4 separate regions of the Homo sapiens genome follow, and all the other regions are linked to region 3. The links are chromatin loops, found by intact Hi-C in ENCODE. Cell type or tissue: heart right ventricle. All regions are shown on one strand. Links, peaks and the distances in the headings refer to the core of each region. The heading gives the core; the rest is flanking DNA.

What was found. A loop is a pair of places that touch in the nucleus more often than their neighbours do. Peaks named below come from ENCODE experiments on the same cell type or tissue, not always from the same donor. Only the 100,000 strongest peaks of a DNase experiment are listed, where the experiment ranks them.
Region 1: a loop joins it to region 3, with 4 times the contacts of the local background. A loop is called at or near these places in 11 of 110 quality-filtered maps.
Region 2: a loop joins it to region 3, with 2.3 times the contacts of the local background. A loop is called at or near these places in 13 of 110 quality-filtered maps.
Region 4: it touches region 3 in a loop (5-fold over the local background); 61 of 110 quality-filtered maps call a loop at or near these places.

Annotation. Positions count from the first base shown.
Region 1 is chr1:202,622,493-202,628,141 of GRCh38, forward strand. All of the region lies in intron 1 of SYT2 (synaptotagmin 2), which reads right to left. Among named protein-coding and RNA genes, the nearest start is that of SYT2, 85 kb to the right of the region's middle. RefSeq lists an enhancer at 222-846 and a silencer at 2,957-3,036. In heart right ventricle, for the core only: CTCF peaks have their summits at 3,115 (motif pointing left) and 3,327; DNase peaks (open chromatin) are centred at 3,109 and 4,759.
Region 2 is chr1:202,597,866-202,603,514 of GRCh38, forward strand. SYT2 (synaptotagmin 2) reads right to left here. Exons shown (of 9, transcript NM_177402.5): 4 at 5,134-5,253; 5 at 4,513-4,680; 6 at 4,025-4,192; 7 at 2,492-2,609; 8 at 1,353-1,486. Among named protein-coding and RNA genes, the nearest start is that of SYT2, 110 kb to the right of the region's middle. In heart right ventricle, for the core only: CTCF peaks have their summits at 2,463 (motif pointing left) and 2,670; a DNase peak (open chromatin) is centred at 2,446; H3K27ac peaks cover 440 bases.
Region 3 is chr1:202,461,772-202,467,420 of GRCh38, forward strand. The region is part of intron 13 of PPP1R12B (protein phosphatase 1 regulatory subunit 12B); the gene reads left to right. Among named protein-coding and RNA genes, the nearest start is that of PPP1R12B, 120 kb to the left of the region's middle. In heart right ventricle, for the core only: CTCF peaks have their summits at 2,556 (motif pointing right) and 2,762; no DNase peak of the experiment used is centred there; H3K4me3 peaks cover 4,361 bases; H3K27ac peaks cover 4,537 bases.
Region 4 is chr1:202,716,890-202,722,538 of GRCh38, forward strand. No RefSeq gene overlaps it. Among named protein-coding and RNA genes, the nearest start is that of SYT2, 9.3 kb to the left of the region's middle. In heart right ventricle, for the core only: a CTCF peak has its summit at 2,889 (motif pointing left); a DNase peak (open chromatin) is centred at 2,882.

The DNA of each region.
Region 1 (5,649 bases), core at 83-5,082, 160 kb after region 3:
CTAACTTCAATCTCTCCTGCTGCAGCAACACTCATTTTCCTTCTCTTGATCTCGCTGAGATCAGCAATTCCAGGCCACCTGATGGGCGCCTCAGAATCCAATGGCTGAGGATTGAGCCCTTCCTGCACCAATCTTGGGCTGGCCTGTTAGCCTCCCTGCGCTTGTGCAGCTGTGTGTGGGGGTTAAGCATCCCTGCCCTGCCTGCCTTAAGGACAGCTTCCATGATCAAAGGTGAAGTTTCCTGAGTGAGGCTCTGTAAACCTGCAGCACCTCACACCTGCCTCGGATTATTTATTTCTCTCTGAACCTAGACCCCAGGCATGGATACCCTTAAATCACAGGCAAATATTAATAAAACCCAGCCTGTGAGGGCTGAGGGACTCTTACAGACAACGCAGTCCACAGCCTCTTTTCGAAAACAAAGAAACTGAGGCCCCAAAGGGAGGTGGCTTACCTCCATCACACAAACAACACCGCTAAATGGTGGCAGCCCTGCCTGAGTTGTCAACTCCTGGATTCCAGGCCTTTGTCGCCCCTCAGGCCACCCCACCAAGCCCTGGCTCCATTTGATCCTTGGCTAACTCTTGTAGGGTGCAGGGATAGTAGCAGTGGTGAGGGGGCAGAGGGATGCCCCCGCCAGGCAAGCCCCTCAGCACACCCTCCGCTCTGCCACCCCAGCCAGGATCACAACTTGAAACAGGACAGAGAAGCCCGCCATCCCCATGGGAGAGGAGCTGGAGTCCAGGCTCCCTGGAGAGGGAGTTAATACTGCAGCACGGCGCACTCTAGCCAAGACGGAGAAGCTGCTGAGTCACAGTCCAGCCGCCTGGCCAGCCCTGAGCTGCCTGCTGGGGCCCCCAGCTGCTCCCAGCCCAGGGGGCTGCCTCTGGCCCCCAGACAGGCTGCCTTCCCACCTCCTTCTCCAGAGACTCAGAATCTTGGGCCTCCAGGGTTCCCCACTCCCCAGCACCCCACAACATCTCCCAAACCCACAGGCAGCTGTCCTGGGGCGGAGGAGAGGGTCTTCCATTGGTTGGGTGTCAAGATGCTTGGGAGCAGGCCGGGAAGGGTGGGCGACCCGGAATGAGTGATTGAGTGGGGACAGATGGAGGCTTGGGGACCAGCGGGCCCTGGGCTGCCTGGTGTAGGATACGGAAAGTGTGTAGGGGGGGTGCACCCGTGGGCCCCAGGAGGTCTGTTGTGCGCATGCTCTGAGTGTGAGGGAGGACGGGTAGGACTGTGGGGGTCTGCCCTGGTCGTGCTCCCAAGAGAGGCACTGCTTTCTGCAGAGTGCGTGGGCAACTGCCAGCTGGGGGAGCGCTCACCAGGGGAAAGGGGAGCTCTCTGTGGCTTAGCAGTGATTAACCCACACAATCAATGGATCCTCCAGCCACAGTGTGAGCAGCTCTGCCTCATGTGAGGCACACAGCACCTTCCAGCACAGTCCCGATATCTTTCATGCCAGATGCACATCTTCAATTTCAGCTACAAACTGTTACAAATTGATGCATTTTCTTTCTGACTAAATGTTACAAGGTTTGAACACACTAGCTCTGCCGATCACCGCCCCTCTAAGGGATGGGTTTAGAGGTTTGGCACGAAAGCAAAAGCCTTTTAATAGGAGTGCGTGAGTGTGGTGGTGTGTGTGTGATGTGAGTGTGCATATGTGGCGTGTGCATGTATGTGGTGGGTAGGGGTATATGTGGTGGTATGTATGTGTAGGATGTGTGTGCTGTATGTGTAGTGTGTGTGATGTGGGCGCTAGGGTGTGGGGGACAGTGGGGTGTGTATATATGGTGTGTGTGTGATGTAGGGGGTGGTGTGGGTTAGGGGTGGAGGCTCTAGTGGGGTGTCAGGGGGTATGTGGGTAGTGGGTAGTGGCATATGTGTGGTGTGTACGTATGTGTGGTATGGGGGTATAGTGAGTTTGTGTGGGATGTGTGTGTAATACGTGTATGTGTTGTGGTCTGTTGTGTGTAGTGAGGTGTGTGTGGTGTATAGTAAGGTGTGTATGGTGTGTGTCTGTGTGGTGTGTAGTAGAGTGTGGATGTGTGTGGTGTGTGTGGTGTTTAGTAGTGTGTGTGGTGTGTGATGTGTGTGGTATCTGTGTGGTGTGTGTGGTGTCATAGAGTGTGTGTATGGCATGTAGCACAGTGTCTGGTGTGTAGTAGTGTGTGTGTGGTGTTTAGTAGTGTGTGTTGCGTGTAGTAGGGTGTGTGTGTGGTATGTAGTAGGGTGTGTGTGGCATGTAGTAGGGTGTGTGGTGTGTGTGTGGTGTGTGGTGTGTGTGTGGTGTGTATGGCATGTAGCATGGTGTGTGTGTGTGGTGTCTGGTCTGTAGTAGGGTGTGTGTGGTGTGTAGTAGGGTGTGTGGTGTGTGTGTGATGTGTGCCTGTGTGGTATGTGGCGTGTAGTAGGGTGTGTGGTGTGTGTCTGTGTGGTGTGTTTGTGTAGTGTGTGTGGTGTCTGTGTGTGGCATGTGTGGTGTGTGTAGTGTGGTGTGTGTCTTTGTGGTGTGGCATGTAGTAGGTTGTGTGTGTGGTGTGTGTGGTGTCTAGTAGGGTGTGTGGTGTGTAGTAGGGTGTGTGTGTGGTTTGTGTGTGGTATGTGTGTGGTGTGTGTGGTATGTGTGTCGTGTGTGTGGCGTGTAATAGGGTGTGTGGTGTGTCTGTGTGGTGTGTGTGTCGTGTGTGTGGCATGTAGTAGGGTGTGTGTGTGATGTTTGTGGTGTGTGCTGTGTCTGTGTGGTGTGTGTGTGGTGTGTGTGGCATGTAGTAGGGTGTGTGTGTGATGTTTGTGGTGTGTGCTGTGTCTGTGTGGTGTGTGTGTGGTGTGTGTGGCATGTAGTAGGGTGTGTGTGTGATGTTTGTGGTGTGTGGTGTGTGTGTGTAGTGTGTGTGGTGTGTAGTAGGGTGTGTGTGTGGCGTGGACTGGGAGTGTAAGGGGAGGGGGTGTTGCCAGTGTGCGGGGAGGGGGAAGGGGGCAGGGGCAGGAGCCCGGGCTGGGTGGCAGGTGCCCCCGTTCAAGCTGCAGGAGAGTAGCTGGAGAGACCGCGGCCTCCTCCCCAGCCCACTTCTTCCCTGCGGCCCGTTGAGGAGACCTAGCGGTGCCCCCTGCTGTCCGTCCAGGAGGCTGCCGCCTGCCTCCAGCCCCATCTCCACCCAAGCCAGGCCCACGCCCTCCGCACACAGCCGCACCCCCGCCAGGCTCCCTCCCAGGCCCCCAGTCAACGCTCACACCCTGGAAAGGAGGAGGTGGGCAACCGGTGGGAGGCCGGAGGCAGAAGGAGGCTCCATTAACTCAGTAATGGAGCAGAACATCAGCACTGTGGCATCTGCTAGCCGGCAGCACCGGGGAGGGGGTCCTGTCTCCATCTCTCAGGCCCAGCTGAAATGGGTGACAGCAGCCAGTGCAAGAACATAGCAGAGAATGCCAGAAAGGCTGTGTATGTGTATGTGTGTGCACGTGAACGCCATGTGTATGAACACCATGTATGAATGTATAAACATGCATGAACCAGCACTGTGAACACATATGCAAACATTGTGTGCAGGTGCATTACACTGCCATATGTAGAAATGTGAGAAGCTCCAGGGAAGGGAACGCTGGGGGTCTCGGGCCACACCACTTGTCCAGGAAGCTGGGGTGATAGCTACAGGCCCTGTACGTGGGTAATGGGAGGGGGTGGACTACGATGCGGGTCACCTTACAGCCTCGGGGTTGGAAGAGACCACAGGGTCACCAGCCCCCACCCTCCCTCTGCAGTGGCATCTCTTGCCAGACCCTCTGTCTCCAAAGGTGGCAAGAGGGCTGGGACCTGAAAGAGGCATCAAGAGACCTGGTTTCTCTTCACTTCTTTCCATCCTTTGGAAAGTGGCTTTGCATCTCCCAAGACAGCCTCTCAGCTTTTTTTTTTTTTTTTTTTTTTTTTTTTGAGACAGGGTCTCACTCTGTCACCCAGGCTGGAGAGCAGTGGCACAATCACAGCTCACTGCAGCCTCGACCCCCACGAGTAGCTGGGACTACAGGCGTACCACCATGCCCGGCTCTTTTTTGTAGAGAAGGGGTCTCACTATGTTGCCCAGGATGGTCTCAAACTCCTGGGCTCAAGCAATTCACCTGCCTCAGCCTCCCAAAGTCCTGAGATTACAGGCCTGAGCCACCGCATGCAGCCTAGATAGCCTCTCAGCTTTTAGAACCCAGCCTTCCGAGATGCTTGGAGAGTTCTACCTCTGAAGGCAAGCGGCAGAAAGGGTGGTGGGGTCATGAGAGAACGTGGGCTTTAGAACAGCCAGGGCTGCTTTCCAACCTGACACTTAGCAGCTCTGCAGCCCTGGGAGATGAGTTCATTTCCCTGGGATCATTTCTTAGCTACAAACCGAGGATCAGGTGCCTGTCTCACAGGGATGTTATGAGGATTGAAGAGGCCACATGTGCTGGCACAAAGTGGACCCTAAATACTCATTTCCTTTCCTCAGTTCTCCTCTCAGCGGGGCTAGGCTGAGTCCATGCTGACCACGAACTCAAGGACAGACCTTGTGTTACCCACAACGAGGGGTGCAGTGCTCGCCAAGTCAGGGACTCTGAGCCAGTCCAGGCTCTGTCCAGGAGGGCAAGGGTTGCTGCAGAGGTTGTGCGGCTGGGGAGCCTAAGGCCCAGAATTCTCTTCCCTGGCTCTGTGTGTTCCTCTTGCAGAGACTGCGTCACTTCTTCCTGGTGTCAAAGGTACTTGTATAAGCAGCTCAGCTCCCAGGGGACCACTAGGGCTGTGAGGTGGGAACGTGCCTTGTTTACGACTGCATTTCCTGCCAGCTCCCAGAGGAGCAGCCTGATTGCTGAGCCTGATAGCAGGAAATGGAGGAGGTGGGGGATCTCACCAGGAACTGCCCCCCAACTCTGGCAACCTCCGTCCCATCAAGCTCCCTGCTAAAGGAGAGAAGAGAAACCCCAAAGCCAAAAGAGGCACCCTGTCTAGGTCAGACCGTGACACCCAGGGCCTGAGTGGTCATGGGTGGGGTGTGGACGGGCAGGCGCACTGCCTTGCAGTGCTCCACTATAGGTAGGCAGGCCCATGGCTCCCCATGGGGAAAGGAGATCCAGTGCAGCTCAGGTTCTCTGGAGAGTAATGCGCAAAGGAAGGGCATGAAGACCACTTCCCTGGTTAATGAGGGTTTGACCAGGAGTTGTCTGCCTTACCCAAACTTGAAAATAACCCCTAGCATGTTTAATTGCTTAAAAATCCACTCTTTCATCTGATCTTCACTTTCGTTTCCTCCAAATCCTATGTCAGGCTCCATGCTAAGTGCTGGGAATACAAGATGAATAAAACCCAACCCCATCCTGAAGCAGCTCACAGGGAGACGACAGAGCTCAGGCCTTTGGGAGGTGCAGCAGATGTGGTTCTGCCCCTTGACAGAGGAGACAACTAAGGCTCTGAGATCAGCTTGCCCAGGGCCTCCCAGTGCACTTGAACCCTGACTTCCCAGCACCCAGCCCAGGGCTCTTTCCTTCCCAACAAAGAGCCCCAGGGAGCTCCTCAAGCACACTGGGAAGGTGGGTCTAACGGGAAGATCACAAAGGCACCGGGCTCAGAGGTGGGTGCCGGGGGCAGGGAGGGAGACCTCCACTGTGCCCACTCCGTGCCAGCGG
Region 2 (5,649 bases), core at 569-5,568, 140 kb after region 3:
GAATCAAGAGGACTTGATGATCAGCTGGATTTGCTGAATGCTCGATGCCTTTTTCCCCTGTGACTCCAGCCAACTCAGATTTGTCCTTCAGGACCAAGCTCTCTCTGGGAAGCCTCACTACAGTCCTCCGCTTCATGGACATTGAAGCTGTCGTCTCACTGTGCTTTACTAGACTGTTTACTGGTGCCCTCCCACTGTGAGGTCCTTGAGAGCAAGGAGTGTGTGGATTACACACTTATTTCCTCATCCCCTAGCCTACCACTTAGGAAATGCTCAGTAAAGTATGTTGGATAAATGAGAAAGGAAAAAGGAAATAGTCAGTCTAAGGTGACGCCCAGGTTTCTGACTTGGGCCACTGGGTAAATGATGGACTGTGGGGTCATTCATTGAAAACAGAATTCAGATGAAACAGGCTTGGCTGGGAAGAGGTAGGAAGAAGAACATTACATTGGTTTTAGGCATGTTGAATTTGAGATGCCTGGGTCAGGATGCTCTAGATCTAAAATTCTCTGTAATGAGGACTTCTCTTGGATTAACATTATCACTGAGCTGCCCAGTGTTCCCTTGAAGTATTCCATCAATAACATCATACACATCTCCATAGATGACAGAACCAACTCTGAAGATTCTCTTGTACCCTTGCCCCCAGCCCTCCTGCGGGGAGGAGAGGGGGTGGGATCAGCTCACTACAAAGAAGGAGAGACCAAGACTCCATGATAACCGACCACTCTGCAAGCCCCCAGCTGCGCCTGACTTCCCGCCCAAATGGGTGGGTGGGTGGGTCTCTTGTCCTACCACGTCCAGATCCCACTCATACCTGGAAATGGTGAAAACCAGACCTCATCTCCAACATTTACAGAACTTGCTGGTGAGAAGGAAGGAAAAATAGAGAAGGCTGGAAGGGTGGAGGGAGAGAGGAGAGGAAGCAGATCAGAGGAGTAGATGGGAAAGACCTAGAGAGCAGTGGAAGTGGGGCAGGGATGGCCAAGACAGGATGTGGCTGGAGAGGATGGAGGTGGCAGCGGCCACTCCCACCCTCTCAGCCAGCTCCCAACCCCTCTGGCACCTTTGCTATACCCCCATACATCTGTGTGCATGACCATGGTCCTTCAAGTCCTAAACGAATGATTTGCAGAATTTTTTGAATTAGTTCATGTTTATCTCCTCAGAAAAGGGGGATCCCTGAAGCACTTGGGAAGGAGGCCCCACCCAGGCACCATTAGACCTCGAGCCTTCCCCTACCAAGAAAGGCTGTTCCATGGTCTCTAGGTGAGTTCCCTCTCTTCAACCTCCCCATACATGTTTGCCTCCCCAAACCCTGCTCCATGCCTAGGAACCCAGGGCTCCAGCACCTGAATCTGCTCGAAGGGGATCTCAAAGCTGAAGGACTCGTTGAAGTATGGGTTCAGGGTCTTCTTCTTCACGGTTGTCTTCTTCTTCTTGAGCCTCTTGCCATTCTGCATCAGGTGGATCTTCACGTACGGGTCTGCGGAGGGAGAATCCCAACCCCAGAGAGGTTCCCCTTAGCCCCCAGCCTTCCTGCCGAATGTACCAAGGCCTGCCCAGAGCATCGGTCAAGAGGGGGTCTTCACTCCGCTGAGACCAGGCCCTCAGAAAGCCCCAAGTCATGCCATCCAGTTCAAAGGTGGCAAAAGGCTTCACCTCCAGGACCAACTGTGACCAGTTGGTTGTGGCTTCCTGAAGCATTGGGTGGAGGGCATTTCTGAGTCTAAGTAAGGCCTTGTGAGAAAGAGTCTGGGGATTCATCTGTGATCCTGTACTGGGGAGTGGGTGGGGAGTGCTGAAGTCAGGACACACATCTGCTGGGTCATAATCCCAATCCGATCCCCCTAATCTTGCAGACAAGAAACTGAGGCCAAAGAACGGAAATGACCTGCCCGAGGTCACACAGCGGGTCAGTGACAGAGCCAGGCTGGCACTGAAACGCGCTGGTTGGAGCCCATGCCCAGGGCTGATTCTCTGGGAAGGCAGCTGAGGCAGCAGGCTTCATCCACTAGAGCCCTGTGCCATGGGCCAGCCCCATTCACTGCCAGGTAAATGTGATATTCAGAGCATCTTCCACTCCCTTGCCTCACCCTCCCCTTTCCAGGGCAGAGCCAGCAGAGCCTACAGCCTCTTCTGGAAACATGTCTCGATTGTGGTGTCATGCTTTGGGCTAAGCCCTGCTCATTTCCCTGGGAGAAGTAAAATCCTAAGTCACAAACTTATCTGGGGATGAAATTTCTCTGATCCTTTTCTCTGTAGCCCACAGTGCATGGCCAGAGAGCGCTGGGAAGGCAGCTCTGATGGGGACAAGGGGCCCTTGGAGAAAAGGAGGGCCTGGGAAGCTAAGGCTCCCCCGCTCCTCGAGGAGACATCTCAGTCCCAGGGCAGCAAAGTGTTCCTCTTCACTGGAGTGTGCAAACTCTGGGACTTGGTGCTGACTGGCTCGCTGGTGCCACCCAATGGCAGCCAGAAGCTCTCCACGTACCTGAAAGGCCGCCCACGTCCATCTTCTTGAGGTTCTTAGCCTCCAGGATGCAGACAGTGAGCTTCCCGGCCGTGGGCACATAGCGCAGGGAGGTGCAGATGTCGCCCAGCTTCTCCGGCTGTCCAGGGGAAGAGCAGGACTTGGGTCATCTCACCCATCCTAGTGCCTCTCTCATGGCTGACCTCTTTCTTGCCAAAATTAGCAAGGCAGTGATGTGTCCCTGCCTCCCTCATCACCAGTCCCCATATATGTGATGGCCGAGAAGGTCTTCCAGCATCTGACCTTGGGTCCCCCTGATGCAGTGCAACAAAGTCCCTGAAAGTGACAGGTTGGGACCTCAGGAGCCGTGGGCTGAGGATGCTGACAGATGAGGGGGGTAGAGGACAGCTGCGGTGGCAGGACTGAGGGAGGGATCCCTGGGTGGATCTGGGATCTGGGAGGTTGGGAGTATGTTTGGGCTCCCACCCCAGGCCCTGGTAAGGTGGGAAGGTGTGCGAGAAGCGGGTGGGTTAGCCACGTGTCCACCACCAAGGGCCCTGGGGGACTGAATGTCTCAGAAGCCTTCTTTCCCTTAACAGTCCCACCCACCAAGATCTCTCCTTGTGGACCATTCCACTTGTAGTATGATTTGTGGTTTTCGGAGCAATTTGCATCCCTTTTGTTACTATCACTGCAACTCTTTGATGTAAACAAGACAAGAATTCTTTGTAACCAATGAGAAACTGAGGTTCCCAGAGGCCATGGTTTGCTCAAAGTCACACAACAATTTAGCACTGTAGGCAGGCTGAGGACCCAGGGCTCCTAATTCCTAAGGCCAACACCACACTGCAGAGTCAAAGCTGCTCAAAGTCAAAGCCACCCAGGGCAAGACTGACGACATCACACAGGTCCTGGTTCAGGTGTGCTGGCCTTCCTCCCAGGCACAGGGGACAAAAGGGAAAAAAGGATGTCTTAAGCTTCTCTACTCAGCCCTCCATCACTGCCTAGAGTGTGCCAGGTAGCAGGGCCCTGGCCAAGACAAATGATTGATGCCCAGAAGGAAGAATGGCTAAAATGGAGTTTTAGGTACACAGCAATTGCTCAGCAAATATTTAGTGAGTGAATGGATGCTGTAGCAGTTCTGGGAGGACAAGTCCCTTTGCTGAGTATCCTTTAGAACAAACATGAGCTTTTCTTGTGGGTGAACTGAGGCACAGAGGCGTGAATCACTGGCCTTAGGTAATAGCAGAAGCTTAGGAGTAACAATAATAATGGTGTTTTTATTTATTTGAGTACCTACCAAATACCAGTCGCTGCGCTAGGCGCTTTATGCAGGTAATGAATCCTCATCTGTAAAAAAAGACTAAAGGAGGGAACCCGAGTCCAGAGAGTGTAAGCAACTTGCCCAGGGTCACACAGCCAGGCAGTGTGGAGCTGGGATCCTAACACAGGTCGTCTGCCTCCAAAGCCCACCCTGTTTCCATCATGCCAAGAGGTGGAAGCCCACCTGTACATTCGTCTTTCTGCCCAACCTGGCCTCATCTCTGCTCTTACCTCCTCCTTTTCCCCGCCTTGCAGGTCTCTCCACTCCTCAATGGGCTGGCCGAGGTCCACTGTGTTCATAGGCACCTTTACCTCTCCAATGATGTCATGTTTGGAGAAGCGGTCAAAGTCATAGATGGCCATCACCAGAGTTTTGCCCCCAAGCTCCTGGTATGGCACCTGCAGGGCACAAGCAGAATCAGAGGGGGCCAGAGCGACTCACGCACCTCCAGGGGTGCTATGGGCAGGGGCCTGCATTCCAGCCCACAGGGTCCAGGTTAGTGTGCCGAGACAGACAAAGACCAAGGCTTTTGGGGAGCAGAGTGTGAGGGTGGGGTGGGAGGGATCCCGATCCTCCATAGAGGCCGGGGTAGCCCTGCAGTCAAGGCTGCCATTGTTCCAGGCTGAGCCATGGCTAAGGACCAAGGAAAGGTCTGTAGAACTCAGCAGAGAATTGGGATCAGGCAGGGAGCTGGAGTCACCCTTCCAGCCCTCAGCACCTTGAAGGTGAAGGTTTCATTGAAGGCAGGGTTCAGTGTCTTCCGATGGACTTTGGTCTCATATTTCTTCTTCTTGTCAGGAAGGAGGAAGACCTTGACATAAGGGTCTGAGGTGCCTCCCATGTCCAGGGCAGGCAGTTCAGCAGCCTGCAGAACGCCCACAGTAAGCTGTGGAGAGAGATGGGGAGAAGGGGCCTGAGTCTCAGGACTGCTCCAATACCACAACTGGCCCCAGACCCAGCACCCACCAATTCCGTCCCAGAGGAGGCAGTTGGGGCAGGGAAATGGCGGGAGGCTGGTGCTAGAGAGGAAGATTGGTCTCCATTTCCATCCCAAGGAATTTGGAATGGCATTTAGGAAACCTGAGAAAGGGAAATTGCCTTGCCCAAGGTTGGTGGGGAGGTTAATAGCATAATCAACTTGGAACCTTCCCCAAAGCAGGCTAGTGGCCAAGCCAGCATCAATGTCCAGAGCTATAGGCCCTGCAGTTTCCAGCCTGCCTCATTCTATGGAAAGGAGTAGTGCCCACACATCTCTGAGGGAGCTGTTTCTATCCCCCTTCCACCCAACTCCCAGGCCTCTCCCCATTCCCCCACTCTGCCCCCCCACAGCCCTGCATACCTGATTAGCCTGAAAATCATAGTCCAGGGAAAACTGCAGTTTGCCCAGGTTCTCTGGCTCTTTCTCCTCCTCCCCTTCACCTTCCCCCTCAGTCAGGCCTGTCTCTGCGTCGTCGTCATCCTGTGGGAGCTGGGGGAGAGAGGGAACAAGTTAAAAGGGGAGGACCGAGAAGTCTGGCTTAGCACAGGATGACGGGAAACCAGCCCCTCTGTGGTAGACCCTGACTCAGAGCTGTGTGTGGTGGGAACACAAGAGGGAACGTGGCCCTGCCATGGGACCCTCCTTCACGGCCCATCAGAACCCCTAGGTGGCTCCTCTACCCCCAACCCTGTGTTTGAGACATGGCTCTGGTTTGGGCACCACTCTCCTGCCTCTGAGACACACTGTGCTATGGGACCAGGCCCTGTGCCAACTGCTCCATAGCTTCTAGGGGCTGGTGTGGGGGTAGGATTTACTTCCCTTGTAAGCCCTCTCCCAAACACTTTCCCCAGCTCAGGCCCCACGCATCCTGGGCAA
Region 3 (5,649 bases), core at 556-5,555:
AGTGGCAGCCATACACAGGTACCTTCTTATGCCTTTTCTCCCCTCACCAAGCAGTGTCCAGGAATCTAAGCATTTGAACATTTATATGAGGCAAGAGCTAGTGAGCTGAATGTGATAATGGTAGCAGTTGACCCTTGCAGGAAAGTTTGAGCCTGGGCCTCCTATCCCAGTGATATTCTTTATGCTAAAAATATTAGTAATTCCCTCCCACAGATTCCTTTCCTGCCTAAGTGAGGTCAATTTCTGTTGTTTTGCAAACAAGTACACTCAATACTATGCAGTAGTGGATATTTTTGATACTAAGGTGAGCATGTTTTAAAATCGGTTATAGTGACGATTGCATAAATCTGAATATACTAAAAATCTTTAAATGGTACACCTAATGGGCATGTGAATTATGTCTCAATAAAGCTGTTTAAAAATAACATTAGTACTGTTAATCTCCACCAAACAGTTCTGGGAAGGGAGGCCTAGATGGTGTCTACTAAGAGTTAAAGCAATGAGATTTAGAGCCTTGAATAAAAGAGTCTATTTTCTTTTTTCCGTATTTCTGTTGCTAAACACGGCTGTTGCCAACACCATCTCACTTCATTTTCCAGAGATAAGGGCATTTGTCATGCGTTTCTCAGCCCACCACTTAACAGTTCAGGAGTGGAAGCTTAAAGTGTTTCCCCCTCCCCCTCAGGACACGTGCATTTAGAAGAAAGGACAAGAATCCATTTCCTTATGTAGCAGAACCTCTGATAGTTCTATCCCAGTTCCCAGCCACTTCAGAGTGAAGACAGTCACCCAACACCTGCTACTAAAAGCCCTTATCAGCCATGTTTTTGCGGTTAATCTCCTTCTGATAAAGTGGTTCATTTTTCAGAGCTGTGAATATTGGTGACATGTAGGAGGGACCAAAATTTTCAGCCCTCATTCAACCCTCCCTTGTTTTTTATCAGTTGATTTTCCCATGTTAGAAAAGGACAGTTGCTGGTACAATCTCATAAAATGGGCTCCAGTGTTTAGAGAAGGACAGTCAGAGGAGTGGCCACCTGTTTGTTGAAAATTGGGCTTCTGGGAAAGTTGCTGCACAAGTGTGTGGCAAGGTGTGTCTGAGATAGCTTGACCTGCTTTCACCTGGAATGATTTGATCTGGCAATAGAGTTCCTTGCCATTCCTGGTTTTATGGAAATCAGAGGCACAGGAAGTTGATCTGGGTGTTCTGGGGAATTGAGACAAGCCTCTGCCATAGTTTGTTAGTACTCTGTGTTTGGATGCTAACTCCAGTGTGCTGAGTTGAGACATCAGCAAGTGCTGGGCCTGGAATGTCAGAAGCAGCAGGTAAAATTTCTTTGTTTGATAGCTTTAATGTCCTAGATGCATGTTTCTTTGGGAAACTGGCTTGGTTGCATACTTTGATTTGGTGGTATGGTTGGGGAAGTGGGAGAAGGCAAGTGGTAAGAATAAGATATAACCAGTTTGGAACTTCTCTAGTGTTTCTTCACATTACTAATGAATTTAAACATGTGCACTGACTTATAAACATCAGACCCAAAAGATTAGGGTAGCAGAGGACAATTAAGAGTTTCAAGAAGTAGAAACATGCTTCTCTTTTAAAGAAGAAACTGGAATTGGCACTGTTATTCTTAAGTTGGATAGTAAGACACAGGTGATGGTTTATTATTCTTTATATCTTTTTTGTTTGCCTTAAATATTATATATGTTTTAAATAAGTAAAACAGAAAAAAGTATTGTTGGATATTTAGGGCAATTACAGAAAGAAGCTCATTTACATAGGTGAAGGGGCAGATTGCAACTTGAGTTGGCCTTTGAAATTATAAAATGAAGAGACTAGTTCAATCAGGTATGGGTAAAAGTTATTTACTTACTACACACTCTACAATCAGATTGAATATTAATGGAAGTTAATGTTTTTCCATGTGTATAAGATGAGAAGTTTCCTAGTTGATCTTGTTCAGAGGACCAATTTCTGGACAGAATACAAACACATGCTGAATCAGGCAATATAGAAAATCCTGCTGATCGTTAGTCATTTTAGTTCTGTAGAGAGAGCACTCACCAAACTCTGAATTCAGCCTACCCAGGACTATACTTTTCTCTCTATTTTTCTTATCCCTTTCTCTCAACTCTTCTTCCTGGTAATTGCGTCACTTTACTCAGGTAGAAAGATTAGGCCTATTTCCTGTACATTTTACTTTCATGACCCTCTTCCTTTGTCCATGCGTGACCTTCTTTCTAGAATAGTTTTTTCTCACCTTCTTTGCTTAACAAAATTGTATTCATACTGTAAGAACTCCTGCAAATTAAAACCCACTACTGACTACCCTGCTACACCTGAGCCCCAGGCTAAAACTAGTATTCTGTCTTCAGTGTTCTTTTTTTGTAACACTGTCTTAGGATTGGTTTACTAATTAATTAAATGGTATGTTGTTGCTTTTCATTACTACATTCTGAGCTTCTTTAGGGTGCTTTTAATTGGGTTTTCTTCACAGAGCCTAATACATAGTAGATGATGGGTAAATGTTTATTGAATAAAATTATTTCTCAAATGAAAATAAGCCCATGTGTAGTGATCTTCTATGCCCATAAGATGGCAGCAGAAGAACGTCTATTGATCTACTTGAGTGTGAAGCTAGCAAAGACCGTTTTGTGTTTGGATGAGTTCGCAGATGAGCCTTTCTATCCCATTCCATTTAAGTGTTTTAATATAGGGAATGCAGATTTTTTTTGGCACATGAAGGCCCTTTGTGCACTTTCACCCTGGCACTTCTTCACACAAGAGCGACAGGTACAAGGTATAAAGCTCCCTGGATTGCAAGAGAGGATACCTAGTTTACTCTCCAGCTAAGCCCACAATTTATGCCTTCTCAGGCAAGCCATTTAACTTCTCTTGTTCAGTTTCTTACTCAGCTAATTGGTGGAGTTAGGAGATCTATAGGGAATATTAGATTATAAAATAATAGCATTCTAAGTCATCAGTGACTGCCTTAGTTGTGTGCTCAATATTGTGTTAAAAACTGTATGATAAAAAAGGGACATGCCCAAGTGCTCTCATGATCCAAGACATCAAATGTACACATAGTAAGGCATGAGTGTATATTAAGGAATAATATGTCCTTGAGAGCAAAATTGTGTTTAGGTAGGTATATTAAGAGTTCAGAGAAGATGAATGGTATAGGATGGAGTAGTCAGAAGGGGCTTCGTGGAGCCAGAGGAGATTGAGTTGGCCTTTAAGTATATGAAAGGTTTAAATGCTGTAAGAGAATTAATGTTTTTGAAAACTTACTATAAGCCAAGTACCCTGCTAGATGCATTTAATCTTTGTAACTTTGTCAGATAAGTAATATTCTTTTCTTAATTCACGTAAGAGAATGCATTGAGGCTCAGCTAGGTTAAGGAATCTGTCCACAGTCACAGAATTTGTAATGAAAAGCCAGAATTCAAAACGAGGTATTTTGGACTTTGAGGCCCATGCTTGCTCTTCTACACCTCCAAGAAAATGTGTCCAAGGGGTCAGTCTTCACTGGATATTTGTATACCATGAGCTTGGCAATATAAGCACAATGGTTAGAATCTCTTGATATTTATTTGAAGGGAAAGTAGAACTTCTAGGAAATGAGTCTTTGTATAGGGAAATATCACTTCTGAAAGTGAAGCAAATTGAAAACTTGCTAGCCTCTCTGAAATCTAGATGGGAAATAGGGTTTTTTTGTTTTTATTTTTGATTTGAGAACCAAATGAGAGGTTGTCTTATGGGTCATCTGGCTGTCCAGGGTTGGCTGAGGTTGCTGAATATAAGAAGCTTATCTTTGGGAGAGTTCCAGAGCCTTGGGCAGGCATATTTCTATTTTAAGAAGTATTTTTAAAAATGGAATTGGCTGACAGCAATTACCTGAAGGCTTGTTTCTGATTCTTCTTTAAACAGTGATTTTTCTTCCTCTTCCTCAGAGTCTCTTAAATAATACTGGATAGTATACTGACCTAGCTTTTAAACTTATTTTTTCTAAGGAAATCTAGTCTTCTAACCTGATAAAGGGAACTAGAGTATGATTCACAGTCCTTGCGCACTTGTGCTGAAAATGGCTCATTAATCATTGACGTGTAAATAAAATATAGTAATAGCTCAAGAATCCTTTGAGAACTAAATTTCTTTATAATGAAACTGACAGTGTTTAATAGAACACTTAGCATACAAAATTCATAAACATTGGGAAGCAAAACTGCAAGTTTAGCTCTATCTATTACAAAAATACACCTGCACAATGATTTTATTTGTCCTTGACAGTTGTTTATTTTTCCTGTCGTAATAGGATTCACCTTTGACCCTGCACTGCTCTCTAGGGTTACCATGTCTCACTCTTCCCTTCACTGTTAGTCTTGAAACAGTCTTCCAATTTCACTTTATCCATTTCCTGGCCTTCTATTCATTGTTCAACATATTGAAATAGAAATTCTGCCCCACCCCCCAATCCAGTGAATTTTTTCTGGCAAAGGGCCCTGTAAACTTCCTAATTACTAAATTCCTTAGTCACTTCATCTTTTACCTTGAATCCTGGCAGTAATTTATAATGTTGACTATTGCCTTCCTAAATTTTTATTCTACCATAACCTCTCTGATATTATTCTTTCCTGGCTCACTTCTACCTTTTCTGATTGCTCCTTCTTTGTGTTCTTTTTAGCCCTTTTTTTTTTCTGTAAACACCTTAGGCATTGTTCCTTAGGCTTCCTTCTTTTCTCTCCTTAGGACTCTCCCTAGCTGACCTCATCCATTCTGATTGCTGCAGCTAGCACTCAGATCTCTCTCTCCAGCTCAAACTTCTTTGCAGAAGTTCATTGTACTACATGTAAAGGACTTACTTAGGACAGTGCCTAACTTCATGTAGGCACTCCATAACAATAGCCATTTCTGGCTGTTACTTTATCTCCTTATTTCTTATTTCCTTTATTTATCTATTTAAAGTATTGTTATAGGCATGTATTTCTGTAAGAATTCTCAAGTCCTCTTTAGAAAGAGGGAATAAGCCAACAGGTAAACCAAATCTTTCTTTCCTCTAGCCTTAAAAAGGCAAGAGAAAGTCTTTGTTCTCACTTTTTTTTTTAGAAATCTCTGCTAATTGTCTTACATGTCACCCAACTGAGAACTTGGAAATCAAACTAGAAGGCTTTTCATTCTTTACTTCTCATATTTAGTCTGTCACCAAGTCTTGTCTGTCATTCTCCTTAAGAATCCTTCAATTCCATCTTCTCCTCTCTTTCTGTTAACTCAGGCCCTCCTAACTGGGCCTTCCTCTCCCCTGCCCCACCCACCATTCCACCATCTACAGTGCAGCATTAGTGATCTTTCTTATATGCAAATCTCATCCAATCACTGACTCCTGCTTAAAATCTGAGAATGGTCCTGCAAGCAATGCTGTCCTCCCTTGTTTTGTAGGATGTCTCTCTCTTTTTTTTTTTTTTTAATTATACTTTAAGTTTTAGGGTACATGTGCAGAACGTACAGGTTAGTTACATATGTATACATGTGCCATGTTGGTGTGCTGCACCCATTAATTCGTCATTTAGCATTAGGTATATCTCCTAATGCTATCCCTCCCCGCTCCCCCCACCCCACAACAGGCCCCAGTGTGTGATGTTCCCCTTCCT
Region 4 (5,649 bases), core at 253-5,252, 250 kb after region 3:
ATACTACATACTGCCGTGCTCACCACTTTGGATTCTGGAGACAGACTTCCTGAGTTCCAATCTCGGCTCACCTCTCAGAGGCCATGAGTTAGTGACTTCATTTCATAGCAGCATGGTGAGAGTCAGCTTAGGTTATCTGATATCTAGGACAGTACCTGATGCTCAGTCAGTGCTCAGTGCGTATTGAGTATTACAGTAACTGTTATTATTTCTGGCTCCAGAAGACCAGCAAGCCTAATGATGATTCTCTACATTGTTTGCTCCAGAGAGGTTGAGTGACTTTCCCAAGGAAGCCCAGTGAGTCTAGAAGCCATGGGATAGCTGCCTACCTCCTCATACTGTCTAGGGCCTGGCTGGAGAAAAGTTCAAAAAGGAGGATTGAACACCCTTTGTTAGATCCTGTTCCTACCACCCTAACCCCTGGCCACAGAACATTGATTGCACATGGTCTCATTTCTAGACTCAAGATAGCTGTGTGTGTGTTCGTGTGTGCACGCACATGTGCACACATGCTAAGACCTACAAGCAAAACATGTTTATTGGTCTTTTTAATTATTTATTTTTGAGATGGAGTCTTGCTCTATTGCCTAGGCTGGAGTGCAGTAGTGCGATCTTGGCTCACTGCAACCTCCTCCTCCTGGGTTCAAGCAATTCTCCTGCCTCAGCCTCCCAAGTAGCTGGGATTACAGGCGCCCACCACCATGCCTGGCTAATTTTTGTATTTTCAGTAAAGACAGGGTTTCACCATGTTGGTCATGCTGGTCTCGAACTCCTGACCTCAGGTGATCCACCTGCCTCATCCTCCCAAAGTACTGGGATTACAGGCGTGAGCCACTGTGCCCGGCATTGTTGGGTCTTTTTTCTGGGTTTTGGAGCACTGTCTAGGAGCTTCTGCCCGAAAACGTTCTGCTATCCCAAGGGCAACTTACCTTGGGTCCAACCAGCCTAATGCCGTGGTTTCCTTTCCCTAGTCAGGCCAGGCACCTTAAGAGTTTCCACACATTTGCTTATGCAGTTCCCCATCACTAAGGTCTTCTTGTATGGATTTGCTTTGGTTGCCAGGAATGCAATATACCTAGCCTCAGTCCCAACTGAGGTGGCTTTGCTGATGGTGGGTGGAGGAGTTGAGAGCTGAGTACCATGGTAGAGCTGCCATCCACACCCCAGCAGGCCCCTGAGGGCAGGGTCCCTGCCTACAGACCTGAGTGTCTGCCCTCTGGGGCAGCAGGTACCGTAGCCTTAAAGAGGCAGCTGAAATGCATTTGTGACTTCAGTGAATTACCCAAACCAGTTTAGGAAAAAAAGAATGTTCACTCAGTTCTCTAAAAGAAGGCTTATATAAGCCTCACTCAACTACCGGTGGGAGAAAAACCACAGCCTTTAAGGGCATCCATCAGCAGCTATGTTGGGGAGTCGTTAGGAATGGTTTACTGCTTTGTGGAACCACACATCTGAGAGGCGGCTCAAGAGTACTCAGCGGCCTTCCATCTTGTTTATAGGGCTCAGCCTCAGGAGCCAGACTGTCTGGGTGCATCCTGGCTGTCTATGTACCAGCTGAATGGCCTTCAGTCTTAACCTCGCTGAAGCCCAATTTCCTCATCTGTAAAATGGGCATGATAGTATCAATCTCATTGGGATGTTGTGAAGATTAAATGAGTTAATATATGCAAGGGATCCAGAGCCTGGAACGTACTAAGTGCTGTGTTAGCTTTTATTATTTCTCACCATGAAGTGTGCTAATGTGAAATGCCTTCTTCCTCAGCTTGCCCTAGATGTACATCTTGTTCTGGCTACACAGAAGTCACTGAAGGTACAGAGCACAGACTCCTGGGACCTCTTCCCTAGTTCTTCTCCATTCACACAAAGAGTTGCCTCAGTATTCAAGGGAACCACTGAGCCAAAGCCTGTCCCTAGTCAGAGAACCATTACTGGAACAATTTGCAGCCAATGCCCCTGACTTACCTTAGGTGGTGCTTTAGGGAGCTGCAGTCAAACCAAACTTATGAGGGGAGGGGCAGATAAGGACAGAGTACCCCTGGGGACCTTGTAAACCAGTCTTATTTTAAACATGCCAAGGCTCCATCTTCGGCAAAGCCACATGGCCAGTTTGGCAATAACCTTATTTCAAGTGTCAACTCAAATCAAATTTTCACCTTTCCTAAGCCTTGCTCTTTCTTCTCTAGCTCCATCACAATGTGCACGCACACTGGAACAAGAAACTTGAAACATTATTTTACATAGTTTCCTTCTATATTAAATTTCAAGCTCCTTGGGTATAGTGCAGTGTCCCCGTTCTATACAAATCTACAAAGCCTAGTAGGTGGTTAGTATGCTAGGCACATAACTGGGATCATCACTGGCTTAGGGATTGGCTCCACCTCAGGTAGAATGAGAATCCAAAGCCTGATCTTCAGTCTTAGGTCTACAGCCCAGTCCAGCCTGGGCAATAGCAAGACTCCATCACTAAAAAGATAAAAATTAGACTGGGCATGGTGGCTCACACCTGTAATCCCAGGACTTTTGGAGGCTGAGGCAAGAGGATAGCTTGAGCCCAAGAGTTAAAGACCAGCCTGGGCAACATAGTGAGACCTTATCTCTATTTTTAAAAAAACAGAAAAAAAGAGTAAAAACTAAAAAAAAAAAAAAAAAACATTAAATCTCCAACCTAATCTTCCAAACAGCAAGCAGGTTAGATATACACAATGAACTGAAGAATTTTGTGAGGGGCAAAACATTGCAGAAGATTAGATCCTGATGTCTAACTTCAGGGCAGGTCACAGACCAGAAACGGAATGGAGAGTGGCCTTAGGTATTCAAGTCTTTCCACCACCGCTTTCCCTCCCGTGGAACTAGGAGGGGAAGCAGCTCAATCCTGGTCCTCTGCTGCCCTCTTCTGTTGCTTATTAGAAGCTCCTCCTGGCTTGTCCCGAAGGGCCTGGAAAACAGCCACTTCCTCTCCAACATCCCATCCCACCTGCCCCACCCTATGGTTTCAGTATATTAGGGGATTGATATTACAAGCAAGAAAGATAACTGTGATTGCCATTAGTTCAGACTGGGCTACTAATTTGTCTTCCTGAGCAAAAAAGCAGTAGACTTGGGCACAGCCTTCCTTTTTTTTTTTTTCCTTTTTGAGATGGAGTCTAGCTCTGTTACCCAGGCTGGAGAGCAGTGGTACGATCTCGGCTCACTGAAACCTCTGCCTCCTGGGTTCATGCCATTCTCCTGCCTCAGCCTCCCGAGTAGCTGGGACTACAGGCGCATGGCATCATGCCTAGCTAATTTTTGTACTTTTAGTAGAGACGAAGTTTCAACATGTTGGCCAGGCTGGTCTCGAACTCCTGACCTCGTGATCTGCCCGCCTCAGCCTCCCAAAGTGCTGGGATTACAGGCGTGAGCCACCGCGCCCGGCCAGCCTTCCTTTTAAGAACGCTGGAGTTGCCCCCACATCCAAGGATCTGGCAGATATGGAGCATGCTCCTTATTTTGAACTCTAAAGCTAACAAGTTATCCTATAGAGGCAGATCTTTTTTTTAAGCTTACAAGTGAGGGCACAATTTTGCATCAAAATTCCAGCCTTCCACCCTCACCCACAGGGAAATATTACCTCATGTGTTACAAGGATTAAATAACATATGTAAAGCCCTAATAAGACTGGGCGCAGTGGCTCACGCCTGTAATCCCAGCACTTTTGGAGGCTGAAGGGGGCAGATCACTTGAGGCCAGGAGTTGGCCAGGAGTTCAAGATCAGCCTGACCAACATGGTGCAATCCCATCTCTACTAAAAATACAAAAATTAGCCAGCATGGAGGCACAGGCCTGTAATTCCAGCTACTTGGGAGGCTGAGGCGTAAGAATCGCTGGAACCCAGGAGGTGGAGGTTACAGTAAGCAGAGATCTCGCCACTGCATTCCAGCTGGGGCGACAGAGTGAGACTCTGTCTCAATTAAAAAAAAAAAAGCCATAAGAACAATATCTGGTAGTTAGTGCTATAGAAGTGTTTTGTTTTTGTTTTTGTTTTTGTTGTTTTTGAGATGGAGTCTCACACTCTCGCCCACGCTGGAGTGCAGTGGCACCATCTCGGCTCACTGCAAGCTCTGCCTCCCAAGTTCATGCCATTCTCCTGCCTCAGCCTCCCCAGTAGCTGGGACTACAGGCACCCGTCACCACGCCCGGCTAAATTTTTGTATTTTTAGTAGAGACGGGGTTTCACTGTGTTAGCCAGGATGGTCTTGATCTCCTGACCTTGTGATCTGCCTGCCTCGGCTTCCCAAAGTGCTGGGATTACAGGCATGAGCCACCGCGCCCGGTGCGTCTTTTTTTTTTTTTTTTTTTTGAGATAGAGTTTTGCTCTTGTTGCCCAGGCTGGAGTGCAATGGCACGATCTCGGCTCACTGCAACCTCTGCCTCCCAGGTTCAAGTGATTCTCCTGCCTCAGCCTCCCTAGTAACTGGGATTACAGGCATGTGCCACCACGCCCGGCTAATTTTGTATTTTTAGTAGAGACGGGGTTTCTCCATGTTGGTCAGGCTGGTCTCGAACTCCCGACCTCAGGTGATCCACCCACCTCAGCCTCCCAAAGTGCTGGGATTACAGGCATGAGCCACCGCGCCCGGTGTTTTGTCTTTTAAACTCATAGATGTGATAGAGGTCATAGTATTAAAAGGACATGGGATTGGAGTCTGGCTCAGCTACTGGCCACAAGCCTTATGCAACTTCTGCCCATATCCCAGTTTAAGTCACACCTCCTCCACAACTGATTCCTCGGTGCTCAGTCTATAGGCCATCTAGCAAAGGAGATAATGATACCTTCCTATGTCCGCTTCCCTGAGGACCTCATCATTCTGGACTCATAAAAAGCCTTCAGTAATAATACATGCCAATTCTGTCCTCCACCCTTGTCCAGTGAAGGTGGCTCTGGGGTAAGGAATTAACAGTGAAGTTTCCGATCAGCACACTTTGGCCCTCTGTCCAGGGCCGCCTTTCCTTGTGGTCATCACTTAAATTGTAATGCCTATACCAAGAGCACCTCGACTCTTCCCATTTTCCCTTTGATCTATACATAAACCTATCCCATGACCAAAGTTTAGAGGAGGAGGTATGCAAAGACCCAAAGGTTTTCTCCGCTATTAAGGGCTGGCGACTTACAACCCCTAATAATCTTAACTGAAGATTAGTACCTAAACTCAGTGTCATGTTTTTCCCTCCTTCTGACCAATAGGACCAGCCATCAATATGGCAAGAGGATACATGGCCCTTATGGAAACCGAATGGTGCTATCTGGTGGCCAAGCTGAAGTGGCAGCCAGAGTTGCCCTAAGTTTAGCCGTGGCTCAAAGGACACATACTGAATGAAATCAATGGGAACGATGTTGAGGTAAGTGCTTGCATATTCAGTCACACTGCCTTATTCTCTCTTCTAACTCCCCTCTGCTTAACTGGACATTCTTTTCCTTGATTCAGTAAGACCTGCTTTAGTTGTTCACTCTTGCTCCTTGAAGGGTTTGAGTGGAGTGTGAGGTGGTATGGAAATGAAGAGGGCACAGAAACAGGCTGTGGGCACTCATGTCCACCATGTCCTCTGCTAATCTCCTAAGGCATGCCAAAGTCCAGAAGCCTGTGCCCAGGATCTGCCTCTTGTGAAATTGCC